3 separate regions of the Homo sapiens genome follow, and all the other regions are linked to region 2. A link is an interaction called in ENCODE POLR2A ChIA-PET data of the cell type or tissue named here. Cell type or tissue: HepG2. All regions are shown on one strand. Links, peaks and the distances in the headings refer to the core of each region. The heading gives the core; the rest is flanking DNA.

The links. Peaks named below come from ENCODE experiments on the same cell type or tissue, not always from the same donor. Only the 100,000 strongest peaks of a DNase experiment are listed, where the experiment ranks them.
Region 1: POLR2A ChIA-PET joins it to region 2 with 6 read pairs; 1 of 35 experiments calls an interaction of 5 or more read pairs at or near these places.
Region 3: POLR2A ChIA-PET joins it to region 2 with 6 read pairs; 2 of 35 experiments call an interaction of 5 or more read pairs at or near these places.

What each region holds. Positions count from the first base shown.
Region 1 is chr13:98,200,925-98,205,672 of GRCh38, reverse strand. The region is part of intron 1 of FARP1 (FERM, ARH/RhoGEF and pleckstrin domain protein 1); the gene reads right to left. It also overlaps the pseudogene RN7SKP8. Among named protein-coding and RNA genes, the nearest start is that of MIR3170, 5.2 kb to the left of the region's middle. RefSeq lists an enhancer at 3,284-3,578. In HepG2, for the core only: no CTCF peak of the experiment used is centred there; a DNase peak (open chromatin) is centred at 3,432.
Region 2 is chr13:98,265,408-98,271,174 of GRCh38, reverse strand. The region is part of intron 2 of FARP1 (FERM, ARH/RhoGEF and pleckstrin domain protein 1); the gene reads right to left. Among named protein-coding and RNA genes, the nearest start is that of MIR3170, 60 kb to the right of the region's middle. In HepG2, for the core only: no CTCF peak of the experiment used is centred there; DNase peaks (open chromatin) are centred at 3,524, 3,884 and 4,784; H3K4me3 peaks cover 1,923 bases.
Region 3 is chr13:98,187,854-98,194,289 of GRCh38, reverse strand. The region is part of intron 1 of FARP1 (FERM, ARH/RhoGEF and pleckstrin domain protein 1); the gene reads right to left. Among named protein-coding and RNA genes, the nearest start is that of RNF113B, 14 kb to the right of the region's middle. In HepG2, for the core only: no CTCF peak of the experiment used is centred there; a DNase peak (open chromatin) is centred at 3,029.

The DNA.
Region 1 (4,748 bases), core at 1,936-4,435, 64 kb after region 2:
ACCTGTAATCCCAGCACTTTGGGAGGCCAAGGCAGGTGGATCACAAGGTCAGGAGATCGAGACCACCCTGGCTAACACAGTGAAACCCCGTCTCTACTAAAAATACAAAAAAATTAGCCGGGCATGGTGGTGGGCACCTGAAGTCCCAGCTACTCAGGAAGCTAAGGCAAGAGAATGGCATGAACCCGGGAGGTGGAGCTTGCAGTGAGCCGAGATCACGCCACTGTACTCCAGCCTGGGTGACAGAGTGAGACTCTGTCTAAAAAAAACACAGAGAACTGATAGATATGGAAGACAGAGAGAGATGATCCAACATACCCACAATCGGTATCCCTAAAGAAACAAAAATCAAAGAATAGAACAGGAAAAAAAAAGCTTAAGGCATAATTCAGGAAAACATTTTAGAAATTAAAGATACTTGTGCATAATAAATGAAGATATCCTATTCCAGGGATAACTACCATAAAATGATCACCACAAAGATAATTTGACAACTCATTTCCTGAGTCATAGCTGGTCTTCAAACTTTAGGAAGGAATCATTTGGGCAGCTAGGCAAAAAGTTCAAATAAAGTATGAGGGGACAAAATTTTAGAATTGTCCACAGCAACATCCAAGGCTTAAATGCCAAAAACATCCTCAAAGAATTGTAACAGAATCAAAACTTTCATCACAAGCAAATTTTCATTCAACTATAATAGCCAAATTGTTTTGCTATTTTTTTTTTAGATAGGGTCTCACTCTGTCACCTGGGCTAGAGAGCAGTGGCATGATCACAGCTCACTGTAACCTCGAGCTCCTGGGCTCAAGCGATCCTCCTGCCTCAGCCTCCCAAGTAGCTGAGACTGCAAATATGCACCACCACCACCACCAGTTAGTATGCACAAAGTCTTGCTATGTTGCCCAGGCTAGTCTTGCACTCCTAGCCTCAAGCAATCTTTCTGCCTTGGCCTCCAAAGTGCTGGGACTACAGGCATAAGCCACCACATGCAGCCAATAGCCAAACATTTTAAACAGGTGAGAATTCAGAAGAATGTTAGCCAATCCCTTCTCAAAAAAACTACTAAAGGATAAACTTCAGCAAAACAAAAGGTAAATGGTGAAAGAATGAAAAACAATTATTAGTAAACTTTACAACCATTTATACTTTAAGAGAAAGAAAAAAATAATTGTAACAGCCACAGAATATTATATAATGCCTGACAATGTAGAAATAATGCAGCTAAAAAACTGGCAGGGAAAGGAGTAGAAATGGTGAGAGGCACTGTAAGTTACCTATTACCTCATGTTTTAAAACTGATAATAGGAAGATTTTAAATCTGCAAAAACATGAAGATGGTCAAGCACATGAAAAGATGTTCAACATCATTAATCATTAGGAAATGCAAATTATACACACAATAAGATATTTCACACCCACTGTAATGGTTATAACAAAAAAGACAGACAATAACAAGTGTTATCAAGAATGTGGAGAATCTGGATGTGAGGGCCATCTGGCTGTGACATCTGTCACCCCATTGATCGTCAGGGTTCATTGGGCTAGGGGTGATTGCCAGGGTTGATCTAGCTAACCTGGCTGGCTAGGCGGGTGTTCCTTTCCTCCCTCACCACTCCATGTGTGTCCCTTCCAAAACTGTGTGCTTGGCAGAAGAGGACGACCATCCCCGATAGAGGAGGACCGGTTTTCGGTCAAGGGTATACGAGTAGCTGTGCTCCCCCCTGCTAGGACTTCCAAATAAGCTCTCAAGAATGTGAAAAATCTGAAACTCATATACTGCTGGTTGCTGGAAGGAATATAAAATGCTGCAAACACTTTAAAAAGCATTTTGGCAGTTTCTTAAAATTGTAATCATAAGTTTGGCATGAAACCCAGCAAACCCTTCTCCTGGTGACCCCGCAATTCCACTCCTAGGTATCTTCCCAGGACAAATGAAAACATATGTCTGCACAGAAGTACATGCAGATGTCCACAGCCAAAAAAGGGCCAACAAGTGGATAACCCAATAATCCAAATAGTCATCAACTGGTGAGTGAATAAACCAAATGCGATCTATCCATACCAGGGAATATTGTTCTGCCACAAAAAGATGCAAAATGCTGACACACGCCACATAGATGGACCTCGCAAACATTTTGCTGAGTGACAAGAGCCACATGCAAAAGACACCATAAACCTATGATCCTATTAAATGTAATATCCAGCCAAGGCTTTATCAGGAGGATAAATATCCAGAAAGTAGTTGCCTGGGGCTGGGATTCGGAGCTCGATCAACAGCAAAGGGCACAAAGAATTGTGGTCTTTTTGGGGAGATAGAAATGTTCTGAAACTGGACCGTGGTGATGGTCACCCAACTCTGTAAACTGACTAAAAACCTTTGAATTGTACACCTGAAACAGGTCAAAGTTACGATTTGTGATTACACCTCCATAAATCTAAAAATGTCTATGTGTCCGTGAATATTCCTGTGAACACAAAGAGCCTCTCTGGAAGGAGAGGGAGGTAACTGGAAGGAGAGCTGACTCCAGTGAGGCGGCCAGCCTGGCCTGGGACAAAAGCAAGGCAGGCTGGGGACTGGCTTTTCATCAGATGCTCTTTTGGACCTTTTTAATTTTGTACCATATACCTATATGTTTAATTAAGAAGTAATTTGGGCCAGGGGCAGTGTCTCATGCCTGTAATCCCAACATTTTGGGAGGCTGAGGCAGGAGGATCACTTGAGGCCAGTAGTTTGAGATCAGTCTAGGCAACATAGCAAAACCCCGTCTCCACAAAAAATTTAAAAACTACCCAGGCATGGTGGTAAGCACCTGCAGTCCCAGCTACTTGCAGTGCTGAGGCAAGAGGATCACTTGAGACCAGAAATTTGTGGCTGTGGTGAGCTATGATTGTACCACTGCACTCCAATCCGGGCAACAAAGCAAGACCCTATCTCTTAAAAAAGAAAAAAAAAAGTAATTAAGAAGACTATGTTTCATTAAGAAGTAATTAAACAATTTTTAATTTAATCTACTAAAAGCACACACTCCTACCAACTACTCCTGCCCCACTGAGAGCATAAATCGAGTGAGATGAAATCACAGTGAAGAGGAACTACTTTCAATCAAGCCGGGTAGATGAAGAGAAACTTTTTGCAAGAGTTTGTTTCCCCTCTTCCAGTTTTAAATACAAGCAACTGAAAAATTCCAGGTTAAGAAAAACTCACAGAAACGTGTTATTCAAAGAAGAAGTCCAAGTGGCAGAGCTGCAGGAAGCCAAAGGGCTGGGTTCTGGGTCCTCCAACCACTTCTGTGCCCCATGTTGAAAGCAAAGAAGTGTGGATGTGCCATTGAGTGAGGGCAAAAAATCAAGTGTCAGACACCCAGGAGAGCAAAGAGCAAAGGGCAAAGGGCGTGTGATCAATCTCCAACAGCTCCGTGCATCTGGCTCTGCTCTTATGAGCCGGAAGCTGCCACAAAGCCACCTTGTGCCTCTGTCCCGGGGGAGCCACACGCCAGGAGCTGGCCCCAGGGGAGGCTGGGGTGGAGATAAACTAGAAAAGCTGCCAGCCCGGCCCTCCTCAAAAGCAAAGCAGCTCAGTTTGACTTCTCACAAGGGGTTAGGTAAGGGGTTTTGAGAAAGTTCAAAAACAGCTATCTGTGTGGATGGATTTGCTTATTTCCAAAAAGTCTGTGAGCAAAAGAAACAACTGCAGATCAACTGTTTTACATCAACCAGACACTTCAAACAGAGGAGGAACTGTTCGGCCTGTTTGATCATTTGGAAAAAGGAGACCAGGCTATTAACTGTCTACGAGCAGGGTACCCCTATTTCAACAACAAAGCAAGGAAATGAGAATTAACTGCAGAGCTCAAGATTCTCGCTTCACTGTTCCTTCTTGGCAACCATATTTTTTAACAATTTTTTTAATTAAATAGGTTATCTTAAATAACCCTGACAAGTCTCTGGAAAATAAGGAAAACTCAGAGCAAAAGAGAAATTTTCTCATCTTTATCATTTTCATAGGGGTTATTTCAAATGTCCAGTTCTACCCATATCCCTTTTCTACTCAAACACCTGAGTCCAATCAAAACCGAGTTAAATGTAAAAATTCCCAGCAAGGCATTTCAACCATCTGCCATGATGTCTCTCCTTTCAACTAAACCATCTTCTAATCCAGCTGAACTCTGCTGTTCAACACTCTTGTATCTTCCTGGCACTAAGCTTTTGCCGTTCTGTTTCTTTGAGGCAGGGTCTCGCTCTGTCACCCAGGCTGCAGTGCAGTGGCGCGATCTCAGCTCACTGCTCACTGTAACCTCTAACTCCTGGGCTCAAGCGTTCCTCCCCCGTTCAGCCTCCTGAATAGCTGGGCTGCAGGCACCTGCTACCATGCCCACGTAGGTTTTTAATTTTTGTAGTGAAAGAGTCTGGTTATGTTAGCCAGGCTGGTCTTGAACTCCCAGACTTTAGGGATCTGCTCACCTTGGCCTCCCGAAGTGCTGGGAGTACAGGCATGAACCACTGTGCCCAGCCTGTTCTGTTTCTTCCTGCTAAAACACCATCTTTGAGTTGGCTAATGGGTACAAAAATACAGCAGGGAAATTATAGTTAACAATAATGTGTTATCTATTTCAAAAGAGCTAGAAGAGAATTGGAATGTCCCCAACACAAAGAAAAGACAATGGCTATCCCAATTACCCTGACTTGATCATTACACATTGTATACATGTATCAAAATATCACATGTACCTCAAAAATATATACAACTA
Region 2 (5,767 bases), core at 3,268-5,767:
CAGAGCAGACTCTCAGGTGTTTATGAATGAAGGAAACAGTTCTTTCATTTCCTTGAATAATCCTAAGTAGGCTGCTTTCAGCTCTTCTGTCATCCTGACTTGGGAAATTATTGAGACATCAGCAAAATGTATAATCGTCTTCATGAAAAGAGAGCTCACACAACTGCAATTCGCCTCGTCTTACATCATGATTTCTGATTCAGAGGACAGCAATGTAAAACCGTGAAGAAACGATGGCTCAGAGGGTGGCATCTAGACTCGTACCCTGGCCTGCCCTCGGGGCCCCTGCTCTCTGCAGTATACCACACCATCTCTGTACACTGCCTTGCGTGAATGTTCCATTTAGAAGAGAAGAGAGAAAAGAAAAAAATTAAAAGATATACATGCTTAGTTTCCCAATTTCTAAGTTGTCCCAATTCTCAGGCTAAGAAATCTGTTCTCATGACATAAAGTTAGCCATGTGCAGGATGAGTTAACTGATCTAGATCATGAAAATATTCACCATCCTGCATTGCTCCTCAACAAGTTTCAGTCAGGCTATCATGAAGCTGGTATCTGCAAACTCATCGGTTTCCTGCACACAGAGGAACTCTCAAGGTGCCAGGAGCTACCTCATTTCTAGGAAGGGAGCTGCGTCCTCAGGATGAGCATTCAACAAAATGAATTCTCCCAAGGAAGATACGCTGAGGCATTGTAAGTCATGAATAGTTTAAAAACCAGGACCCTACAATGCCCATGTCCACATTTAAAACCAGATGTGCAATCTTACATGTTCATATAAAGAATTTAGAGCACCGAGAGCTCTTGGAAAATAAGCACAAAACCCTTTTGACGGATATACTACTTGTATATTACTGAGGATGTGTGAACAGCTCAATCTTCATTCAACTGTCATAGAGACCAAGGATGGACCTTGACCAAATGAGAAGGGATGGGCTTAACACATGTTCTTCTATGGTCAAATGTGCAAGAAAGCACCACTGGAAAATCACCTAAATTTACCCAAGAAAAACAATTTTCTTGGTATTCAAGATAAACATAAAGCCAATTTTATGTACTGCATTTCTCCTTCTATAAAATTACCTATTCTCAAAAGCCTTTCAGTTAGATTCAGTGATCTCAGCTCACTGCAACCTCCGCCTCTCAGGTTCAAGTGATTCTCTGGCCTCAGCCTCCCAAGTAGTTGGGACTACAGGCGTGCACTACCAAGCCCGGCTAATTTTGTATTTTTAGTAGAGACATGTTGCTCAGGCCCGTCTCAAACTCCTGAACTCAAAGTGATCCACCCACCTCGGCCTTCCAAAGTGCTGGAATTACAGGCGTGAGCCACTGGGCCCAGCCCATGGTAAGTCTTAAATAAATAACAACTGAATTTTATTCTTACCTGAACCAACATCTTCGCTGACACCCCCCGACCACTCACTCAGGCAATATAGTCCCAGTAGTTAAGAAAAATAGTAACAAATTAAATTTTCTCTTCCCCAACCCCTTCCTTGACAAACAACAAGGTCAAGAATGAGCAGTCACTGAAAGCTAAATATTATGTTGACCCAAGAGTGGGACAAGGTTCAGTGTTTCTGGGCCTGACAGGCCCCTCATGAGCCTCATGTCCTCATTTGCCAAAAGCAAATAGAAATATCTGCCCCATCAATTTCATAGGGCTGCTGTGGATGAGTCTGTTGAGATGCCAAATGGCTTAGAACACAGTACACGAATGTAAGCACTAGTAACTAGAATCATCTTGGCGGGGAGGGCCTCAAAATCTGAACTTAATGAACAGAAATGACCACTCAATTCAAGCTCATTTTCCTGCTAAAAGAATCCATGAAGATTTTGTTTATACTTAAGTTATCCACTTAACTACTTTTATCCTTTTTCACAGATAATGAAAGAGCATCAAAAAGCAGCTCATGACATTCACCTAGAAAGATCACCATTAGAACTGCAGGGAGATATATTTAGATGAGGTTGACTGACTGAGGGAAGGTAGGGTAGAAACAAGCATATCAAGGGTCAGGGCAGTTCATTTTACCATAATTTTAATATTAAAACAAAGCCAGTAAATTACCAATATTTATTAAATACTATAGCTGCACAATAAAGCCATCCACAGAGTCCCTTAACTCAGCTACCAGAAGGGAGAGGCTGGGCATGATGGCTCATGCCTGTAATCCCAGAACTTTGGGAGGCCAAGGCAGGAGTATCCCTTGAGCCCAGGAGTTCAAGACCAGCCTGGGGAATATGGCGAAACCTCGTTTCTACAAATAAAAATAAAAATAAAAAAATAAAAATAAATAAAAATTAGCCGAGCGTGGTGGCACATACCTGTAGTCTCAGCTACTTGGGAAGCTGTATACACACACACACACACACACACACACACACACACACACACAAAGAAGGGAAAGGCCAGATGCAGTAGCTCACACCTGTAATCCCAGCACTTTGGCAAGCCAAGGCAAGAGGATCACTTGAGGTCAGAAGTTCGAGACCATCCTGGCCAACATGATGAAACCCTGTCTCTACTAAAAATACAAAAATTAGCCGGGCGTGTTGGTGGGCGCCTGTAATCCCAGGTACTCAGGAGGCTGACGCAGGAGAATCATTTGAACCCAGGAGGTGGAGGTTGCAGTGAGCTGAGATCGCGCCACTGCACTCCAGCCTGGGTGACAGAGCGAGACTCCATCTCAAAAAATAAAAGAGAAGGGAGAAACAGAATCTTTAGTCAGCGTAGATGTGCTTTGGGGAGTGGGAAGAGGTTTCTGCTGGCCAGTATCTCTTCCTGCTGACCCAACCCCATGGCCTTATCTTCAGCTGAATCCTCCATACATGCAAACCTATTTATTCCAGGCAACGGCAACCTTTTTCTGCAAAGGGCCAGACAGCACAAATTTCAGCTTTGTGGTCCACTTGGTCTTGACTCTGCTGCTGTGGCACAAGAGCCCCCACAGGCAACCCCAAAACAAATGGGCAGGACTTTAGTCAATAAAATTTCATCTCTGGACACTGAAATGTGAATTTCATGTCATTTTCACATGTCCCCAAAATAGCCTTCTTTTTCCATCTTCAACCAGTTAAAAATGTAAATGGATACAGAGTTTCCGTTCTGCAGCGTGAAAAAGTTCTGGAGGTCGAACAATGTGCCTGTATGTAATGCTGCCCAACTGAGCCCTTGCAAATGGTGAAGATGATAAATTGTATGTTATGTGTACTCTACCACAATTTTAGAAGATTTTTTTAAGTATCCGTGTCTGGCCTTGAAGCTGTAGCTTTGCTGCCCCTGAGGGAGCCCCACCTTCCAATTTCATTTTGAAACAGGATATGAGGTGTACTGCAGGTTAACCAAAAGTGAGTAGACAGCAGTCAGACATCACTGGACAAGGCCCAGGATCAGAGGCCCCAGGAACCCAGCACGTCCTGCAGTCCTCGGTGGGAAGGCAAAGGCCTGAGGTCCGCGGCTGCGCCTGCAGGGTGAGGGGACATACACTGTCTGGATTCCCGTCGTGTTTCTGTTGACCTTGCCTGAAGGCTTCTGAACTGTGAGGCACATCCCTTCAGCTTGTGTGGACCTACGGGGCTGGAACATTTTCCAATAAGGATATAGAAACTGGATTTGAGAAGGATCCACGGGCCTCATCAGCAGCCCTCCATAGGCCGAGAGTCCAACCTTGGGAAGGATATGGGGGGGTGGGAGCGTCTGCAACCCCCAACCACAGCAGCAGACCAGCAGAAAAGTCAAGAACAGGTTTGAGCAAAACAGTCTGGACAGGCTACAGAAAGCATTTACAACACCACCGAAGGGAAAATGGGCTCGGCCGACACAACCGGCCCTTTCCACATCCAGCCAATAACCAGACAGAGGTGCAGAGGCCAAGTTTACTCAAAGCAGTGAAAGCAGTTACTGTGAAGCAGGAAGACACGCCCCAAAGACAACTGCAGTCAGTCTGCACCATGCTGCCACGGTATCAAAGGGTTAAGTCAGAGTGTGAGTGTATCTTTAAGAAAAACATAGTGGTGGCCCTTGTCCAGATTTAGCCTGTGGCTGAAACCGTTTAGGTAAAAATATTTTTTCTTACTGTGCTATTCATTTAACACCTAGGTGAAATAATAACCCCTTTCTCTGCACTTGTATACCACCCCTTTTTTTTTTTTTTTTTTTTTGAGATGGGAGTCTTGACCATCACCCAGGCTGGAGTACAGTGGTGTGACCTTGGCTCACTGCAACCTCCACCTCCCAGGTTCAAGAGATTTTCCTGCCTCAGCCTCCTGAGTAGCTGGGATTACAGACGTGCACCACCGCACCCGGCTAATTTTTTGTATTTTTAGTAGAGATGGGGTCTCACTTATGTTGGCCAGGCTGGTCTCGAACTCCTGACCTCAAGCGATCCACCCACCTCTGCCTCCCAAAATGCTGGGATTATAGGTGCGAGCCACCACGCCCGGCCTCATGCCATCCGTGTAGAATTTTCAATGTGTGTCTTATTGATAATTAAAGAACATCTTGGGGTTGTTTTTTCCTCTTTAATCTAAATGTAATACATGGAAATTTTAGGAACTGGTTTGAAATCTGCCAAAAGTAGTTTTTCCAAAGAGTAGTTCAGACCAACCCAGAACTCTTGCTTCTTGGCAGAGCAAGTAAGTAAGCTAGTTCTGGGTTAATGTTCACACCAGGGTGATCAGGCCTGATAGGAGTTTGCTGTGGACGCTGAGCTGGGCCCAGGGACTTCACCTCCTACTTCCTCCAAAGGACAAGGTCACTATTGTGAATCCTGCTTTACAGAGCAGGACAGAGGCCCAGAGAGCAAACCTGCCCAAGACCACACAGCTAGTATGTGGCCGAACTGGGACTGAAGCCCAGATCTTTGACACCAAAATGAATGTGTGTCCCTCTGTCTCGCGGCTTTTCAGATGGATCACACAGGAATGGGATGAAATAATGTACAAATCGCTGCCAATGTGAGCTGGAAATCCATTGACACAGAATGCTCACCCAGTGGTCACTCCTCACCAGGTCCCACCCTCCTCATCTAAAACAGGTTGGTGCAAATGGCATTCATTCATTTCATGCCCACTGACACCCATTTTGCCCTCATTATTCAGTCACTCTAGGAAAAAAAAATGGGAAAAAAAAGCGCTTTCAAGTCCTTTGGCTGTTTTTAGCCTATTGTTACTGTCACATAGGATGATCTACATCACCCTTGGGAAACAAGGGATTACTGTGGCAAGGAACTTTTGCGGCAAGTCACAGAGAATCAACTAGTCCCAGCGTACCATCTGACATGCAGCTTGACATATGGAGGTGGCACTTATATCAGCTGCCTCCTCTATCAGACTGTGAAGTCTGTGACGGCATCCCCACGCCACAGGATCCAGAGCTTCCAGCAGAACAGAAGCCCCATATACATGAGTTGTTGCAAGTAGAAATTAAATAAACATTTTTACAGTTAAGCAACAAGGGATGGGTGTAGCTCAGAGAAGCACAGTTAAAATCACCTAATTGTGTGTGTGTCTAAACAGCTGGATATGATCTCACATGTCGTATATAAATTCAGGAAGGGCTGGGCGCGGTGGCTCACGCCTGTAATCCCAGCACTTTGGGAGGCCAAGGCGGGCGGATCACGAGGTCAGGAGATCGAGACCATCCCGGCTAAAACGGTGAAACCCCGTCTCTACTAAAAATACAAAAAATTAGCCGGGCGTAGTGGCGGGCGCCTGTAGTCCCAGCTACTTGGGAGGCTGAGGCAGGAGAATGGCGTGAACCCGGGAG
Region 3 (6,436 bases), core at 2,069-4,568, 76 kb after region 2:
TAAAAATCAGCCAGGCATGGTAGCAGGCGCCTGTAATCCCAGCTACTCGGGAGGCTGAGGCAGGAGAATCGCTTGAACCCAGGAGGCGGAGGTTGCAACAAGCCGAGATTGTGCCATTGCGCTCCAGCCTGGGCAACAAGAGCAAAACTTCGTCTCAAAAAATAATAATAATAATAAATAGAAAATAAAATAAAATGGTGTATAATAAAAATAAAATTATTCATATACAAATTTTCAGCAATACAAAAATCCATGAAGAATGCATTATAGAGCATGATAAAGCAAAAGAAAATCCATCTAGAAAATAAACAGGCAATGAACTAAAGAATCTATTAATTTTTGTGTAGTTCAAGAAATTAAAATATACTGCTAAAAGACTATGTCCAAATGGACTGTTATAAATAAAAGGACTCAGGAAATGAAGCAAGGATCACTAGAAGCTAAGATGGCTTCATTAAGACTAAATCAGGCCACAATCATCTCCTTTCTGTCTTTGACAGATGTCTAGGCTGGGAGATAAGGAGACTGTTAGAGCCATATCATAGCTGGATTTCCACAAGGCATTTGGAAGAAACAAGCATGACATGGTTGTGAATTAGACAGGAATTGGGGCTGGATGAAGGTACAGCAAAGTGGGTTGCTACTTGAAGAATGTGCCCAAAGAGTTTTGAATAATTAAAGAATGTCTCCAGAAACTTACCAGAATCTTTTATTAATTGCTTCAACGAAGGTTTTAATGACATGCAAGCCCTATTTTTGGATAAGAAAACACTAACACCAAGAAATGCCAGCAGGAAATTTGACAGGAATACACCATTGCTCTACACAAGACATCACTTCGTAGACTACGATCCCACGCACTCTGACAGGTTGCTCTAAATAAGTCAGCTGGCTGCTTCTATGAGGGGAAATAAACATATGTAAGAAGAGTCTTGGCTGGGCGTAGTGGCTCACGCCTGTAATCCCAGCACTTTGGGAGGCCGAGGCGGGTGGATCACGAGGTCAGGAGTTCAAGACCAGTCTGGCCAATATGGTGAAACCCTGTCTCTACTAAAAATACAAAAATTAGCCAGGCGTGGTGGTGCAAGCCTGTAGTCTCAGCTACTTGGGAGGCTGAGGCAGAAGAATCGCTTGAACCCGGGAGACAGATGTTGCAGTGAGCCTAGATTGCACCACTGCACTCCAGCCTGGGCAACAGAGTGAGACTCCATCTCGAAAAAAAAAAAAAAGAACAGTCTGGTTGTCTGGTAATTGGCAACCATAATTATTGGAAGACAAGGGCTGGCAGCATGGCATCTTACTTGTGAATGGTTGCTGACACACCCTGCCGGGGTTTGCGTGTGTGACACGTATACAACTTGTGGCTTAGGTGAGGGACTGAAGAAACATAGACATCTCATTAAATCTACTTCACTTGATAAAATACCAACTCAAAATTAGACGGACCAAGTTCTTTTTTATTACTTGTACAAGCAAATTTCTCTGGCTTCCTCACTTTTCTGGTCAATTTAAAACAGCTGCCTATAATCAATAATTTTTCTTAAAATGGCCCAGGAAATTTTTCTGGAGATCATCTTTTTGAAAGTAGAATAACAAGTCAGCCGGGCGCAGTGACTCACACTTGTAATCCCAGCACTTTGGGAGGCTGTGGCAGGTGGACCACCTGAAGTCAGGAGTTGGAGACCAGCCTGGCCAACATGGTGAAACCCTGTCTCTACTAAACATACAGAAAATTACCCAGGCGTCGTAGCAGATGTCTGTAATCCCAGCTACTCGAAAGGCTGAGGCAGGAGAATCCCTTGAACCTGAGAGGCAGAGGTTGCAGTGAGCTGAAATCATGCCACTGCACTCCAGTCTGGGAGACAGAGCAAGACTCCATCTCAGAAAAAAAAAAGTAACAGTCAATGTTACATTGCTGGGGTTGATGGCAATGTGATTCAACACACACAGAAATCAATGTGGACCAATACCATAAATACCCATAATTTGTCACTTATAGGAATTTGGCTTTGGGAAATCATCCCAAGGAATAAAAAGGCTATAAACACAAGCAATAAAAAGGCTATAAACGCAAAGAAAGGTTAACCAAACTGTAGCATATCTGCTGCCTAGAACAGTCTACACTCAAAAATCACAAACATGAAGACTGTGAAATGCAGAGGACTCAATTTGTTATGATGTTAAAGTTTGTTTTTTTTTTAAAGAATTTAAAAATTGCTTCTGCACAACGAGTAGGAATACACAGTGTCTGGATGTCAGATGCAAAGAATTTGACTTGCTGGGGTTTCGGGACTACAAGTCATTTTTCTCTAAAATTTATTTATTTACTTACGTATTTAATTTATTTAAGACAGAGTCTTGCTCTGTCACCCAGGCTGGAGTGCAGTGGCATGATCTTGCCTCACTGCCACCTCTGCCTCCTGGGTTCAAGTGATTCTCCTGCTTCAGCCTCCCGAGTAGCTGAGATTACAGGCATGCGCCACCACACCCAGCTAACTTTTGTATTTTTAGTAGGGACGGGGTTTTTCCATGTTGGCCAAGTTGGTCTCAAACTCCTAACCTCAGGTGATCTGCCCGCCTCGGCCTCCCAAAGTGCTGGGATTACAGGCATGAGCCACTGTACCTGGCCAAATTTATTTAACTAAGAGGTTGGTCTTATTGCTATATTACAGGAAGGAAAAAAAGAAATACTGAAAATAAAATGAAGAAGCATAGTCTCCCAGAATGCTTTCATAATTGAGATGAAATTCACGTTGGTAGTCTATACAGTATGAACAGGTTTATATTCCAAATATTTACTCTCATATTGATGAATACTTCATACCCCAAAGCATTTTCCACTATTACATGGTGGAAGAGTTCTCAAGTCAACCCTGGAAAGCCCATTTCACCACGATGAAGCTTAACAACACTATGAACAAGACCTAACTGCTATTTAGTTTCATTTCTGTTGACAAGTATATTCTGAAGCCCAGTTCAACATCCCCAGTGCTCGTTTCACCCAGTCCGAGACTCCCAAGGTTGCTCTTTGATGTTGAGAACACAGGCAGTGTTCTCAAAGGTTAGTACGGTCAAGGGTTCTACAGGTTGAAGCTCCTGGAAATAGGAAAAACAGGCACCATTATGAGGAACCTAGCAGCATCAGAGGTCACCACGACAGCTGGGGTAGGCCCGGGAGTTCCCTTAATGCCTCCAGCAGTGTCGGGCCGGAGAGGAAAGGTCCTGGCCACGTTGCGTGTCAGCTCTGCTTTTAGGAAGGATTGGGCATGGGTGGGCACAGTGCCAGAGGCAGGACCGGGGGAGATGATAAGATGCAGTGTCCATATATCCAGAACACTTGTAATTGGTATTCTGGAGTCAAGGACTACCTATGTCACTGTTTTTATTTTAAAAAAGAAAATCATGGAATGATCACTCATAGATCTACTTGAAATATCATATGAGGCTGGGCATGTTGGCTCATGCCTGTAATCTAAGCACTTTGGGAGGCCAAGCGGGGAGAATCACTTGAGGCCAGAAGTTCAAGACCCTGTCTCTCCAAAAAAAAAAAAAAAAACTTAAAAAGCTGGGCATGGTGGCATGCACCTATAGTCCTAGCTTCTCAGGATGCTGAGATGGGAGGATGGCTTGAGACCAGGAGCTGAGACTGCAGTGAGCTATGATTGTGCCACTGCACTCCAGCCTCAGTAACAGAGCGAGACCCTGTTTCTAAAAATAATAATAAATAAGTAAATGAAATGTCATCTGATGCTTATTACCCATTTCCCAGCTGGGAAGGAAAGGGATCCTGCTAATTTCCTATCAGTCAACCTTGATTTTGCTTCTAATAAGTTTGGAAGATAAGAGAGAGCACAAAATAAACATATACAGAGTTAAAGACTTTGAGGTAGGAGCTTTTTCAACACTGATTTATAATGAATGTATCTCTAGAAACAACAGCCTGAGAAAAAGGGAAGTTCTCAGAGTTTTACCATTTACCCTGGTGGTGTGGAGGTACAATGCAGGAATAGAGTTTGTTGTAAAAGGTTTGCACCATAATTGTTCCTATATTGATGCAAAAAAACCTTGTAGAAAAGGAGAAAATTGTAAAATATTTTTAAAGGAAATGACAAAGAAGTGGGGATCTCTTTAATCCCACCACCATTAAAATTTTTCAGCGGATCAACTCAAAAAGAGAAAAGTTAATATAAAGCCATTACAGACAGGGTCAAGAGAACCAACGGTGCAGGGATGAGGGGGAGGGACAGTGGCAACTGGCCAAGAACAGAAGACAAGGGCAATCTTCGGTCACTAAATACAGACATTTCTAGTAAAGGAAACACGGTATAATTTGAAGACAGAGAACTTGCATGAAAAAGGTAAAAATGTTTTAAATAAGCAGTAAAAAATAATTTTTAATTAAGTTTTTCAACAAGAATAGCCAACCCAAAAGGCTTTGGTTAATAGAAATCACAAATCTCAACTGTTGCTCCTGAAATTGTGATAATACACCATCTATAACTGAAATCTTTCCTGGGAAACTGAAAATAAAAATGCAAAACAGATTTATTACATTATGCCTCAAACTAGTTTTTAAATTGAAAATTCAACGATGCCTGACTTGAGAAGTTTTCTATAATATGCATGGCAATAATAAGTAAATATTCTCCCTCTCGAATACGTATTTAATTTGAATACATATTGGGCTGGTTAGGGAATTTCTATTCCTACAACTTACATAATCTGGTTAACTAATTTATCATATACTCAAGTTCCTTTCTGTTCTGCTCATTATAATACCAGGTTTCTTAACAGAATCTTTAATGATTCTCTCATCATCAAAAGCTGTTCTTGTCTGCCTGTTAAAATGACCAAAGTATGGCACAAAAAATGAAAAAATACCTTCTGTGAACTTGGTCTGAAACAGTCCATGGTAATTTAGGTAGACAAAGAACATTTATTTAAGAATGCATTATAAATTAAAGGCCTTAAATATATTTTAAGTGCTTTTCCTGTACTGCTTTATGATGACCAAAAAAAAAAAAAAAGTACTCATTTCTGACCACAGCCTTAAGAAATCTGCCCCAGCTGCCTGATCTACTTGAAGCCCTGCAAGGGGGCATGGGTTCATGTTCTTGGCCACTGGGCACACCTGGCTCTTCCTCCTTGTTAAGGAGTACATTCCCACAGGCCAGCACCCATCAGGCAACCCAGCCCGGGCCATTCACTGGGGACATCATGGGAAGTGACCTGCATCACAGGACAAGGAGAGGAGAAAGACACTCCTGCCCTGAGGCCCGTCTGACACCTGTGGAGCTGGCGAGCCTTCATGGGCCTTATCGGTTTGCCACCAAGCTGGACTTGTAACCTCAGAAACATCCTGGGTCCAGGGCCAAAGACTGTCCTCAGCACACATAAGGTCAATTGGTATCAATGACAGAAAGGAGCCTGGGCCCATACGGTGAGCCTCGGATGTGCAGGACATGCGTCCCCGTTTCACCCCCCGAACACTTCTGAAGGAGGACTTCGCAGGGACTTCTCTCAAGGAAGGAGGGTCCTTCAGAGTGCAGGGGGTGTGGACACCGCAGACTCCACCTCCCTTAGAGCCATAGTGAAGCCCACAGGGGACCCGCAGGTCAGCCTGGGCAACCCAGGAAGCAGTCAAGGCACAAGGGCACCGCTTTAAGCCTTCAGACATCTTAGCCTCTCCTTTCTAGCTAGAAAACTTCTTTCTCCTTTTTTTTTCTTTTGAGACGGAGTCTCACCCTGTCCCCCAGGCTGGAGTGTAATGGCATGATCTCGGCTCACTGCAACCTCCACCTCCAGGATTCAAGCGATTCTCCTGCCTCAGCCTCCCGAGTAGCTGGGATTACAGGCACACACCACCACGCCCAGCTTTATTTTTTTTCTTTGTATTTTTAGTAGAGACGGGGTTTCACCAGTGTTGGTCAGGCTGGTCTCGAACTCCTGACCTCGTGATCCGCCCGCCTCGGCCTCCCAAAGTGCTGGGATTACAGGTGTGAGCCACCGCACCCGGCCTGAAACTTCTTTAACAAATATTTATGAAGGCTTCTTTCTTACAGAAACTGTTCTGTTCAGGACACTCCTGTGAACAAGAGGCCCACGTGGGTGCTGCCGAAATGCGAGGGGTGTTCGGCCCCACCAGGAAAGTCCACTCAACCTGAACAACAAGCGGCAGCCATGTTCAAGCAGGCAGGGCTGCCAACTCACGCTCAGCAGAGCAAACTGCACCCAATCCAAGGGACCGCAGAGTTCTGAGAACATTTGCTCTCCCAGCTTAAAATAGCAAATGTGAACACTTTTCCTCAGGACTTTCATTTTCTTTGTCTCAAGTCAAAATAATTGTCTTCATGATTGACTGACTCCCCAAAGAGGGTTCAACATTTATTACATGTCATACTGAACAGCATGCTTTGCAGATTAAAATAGAACAAGA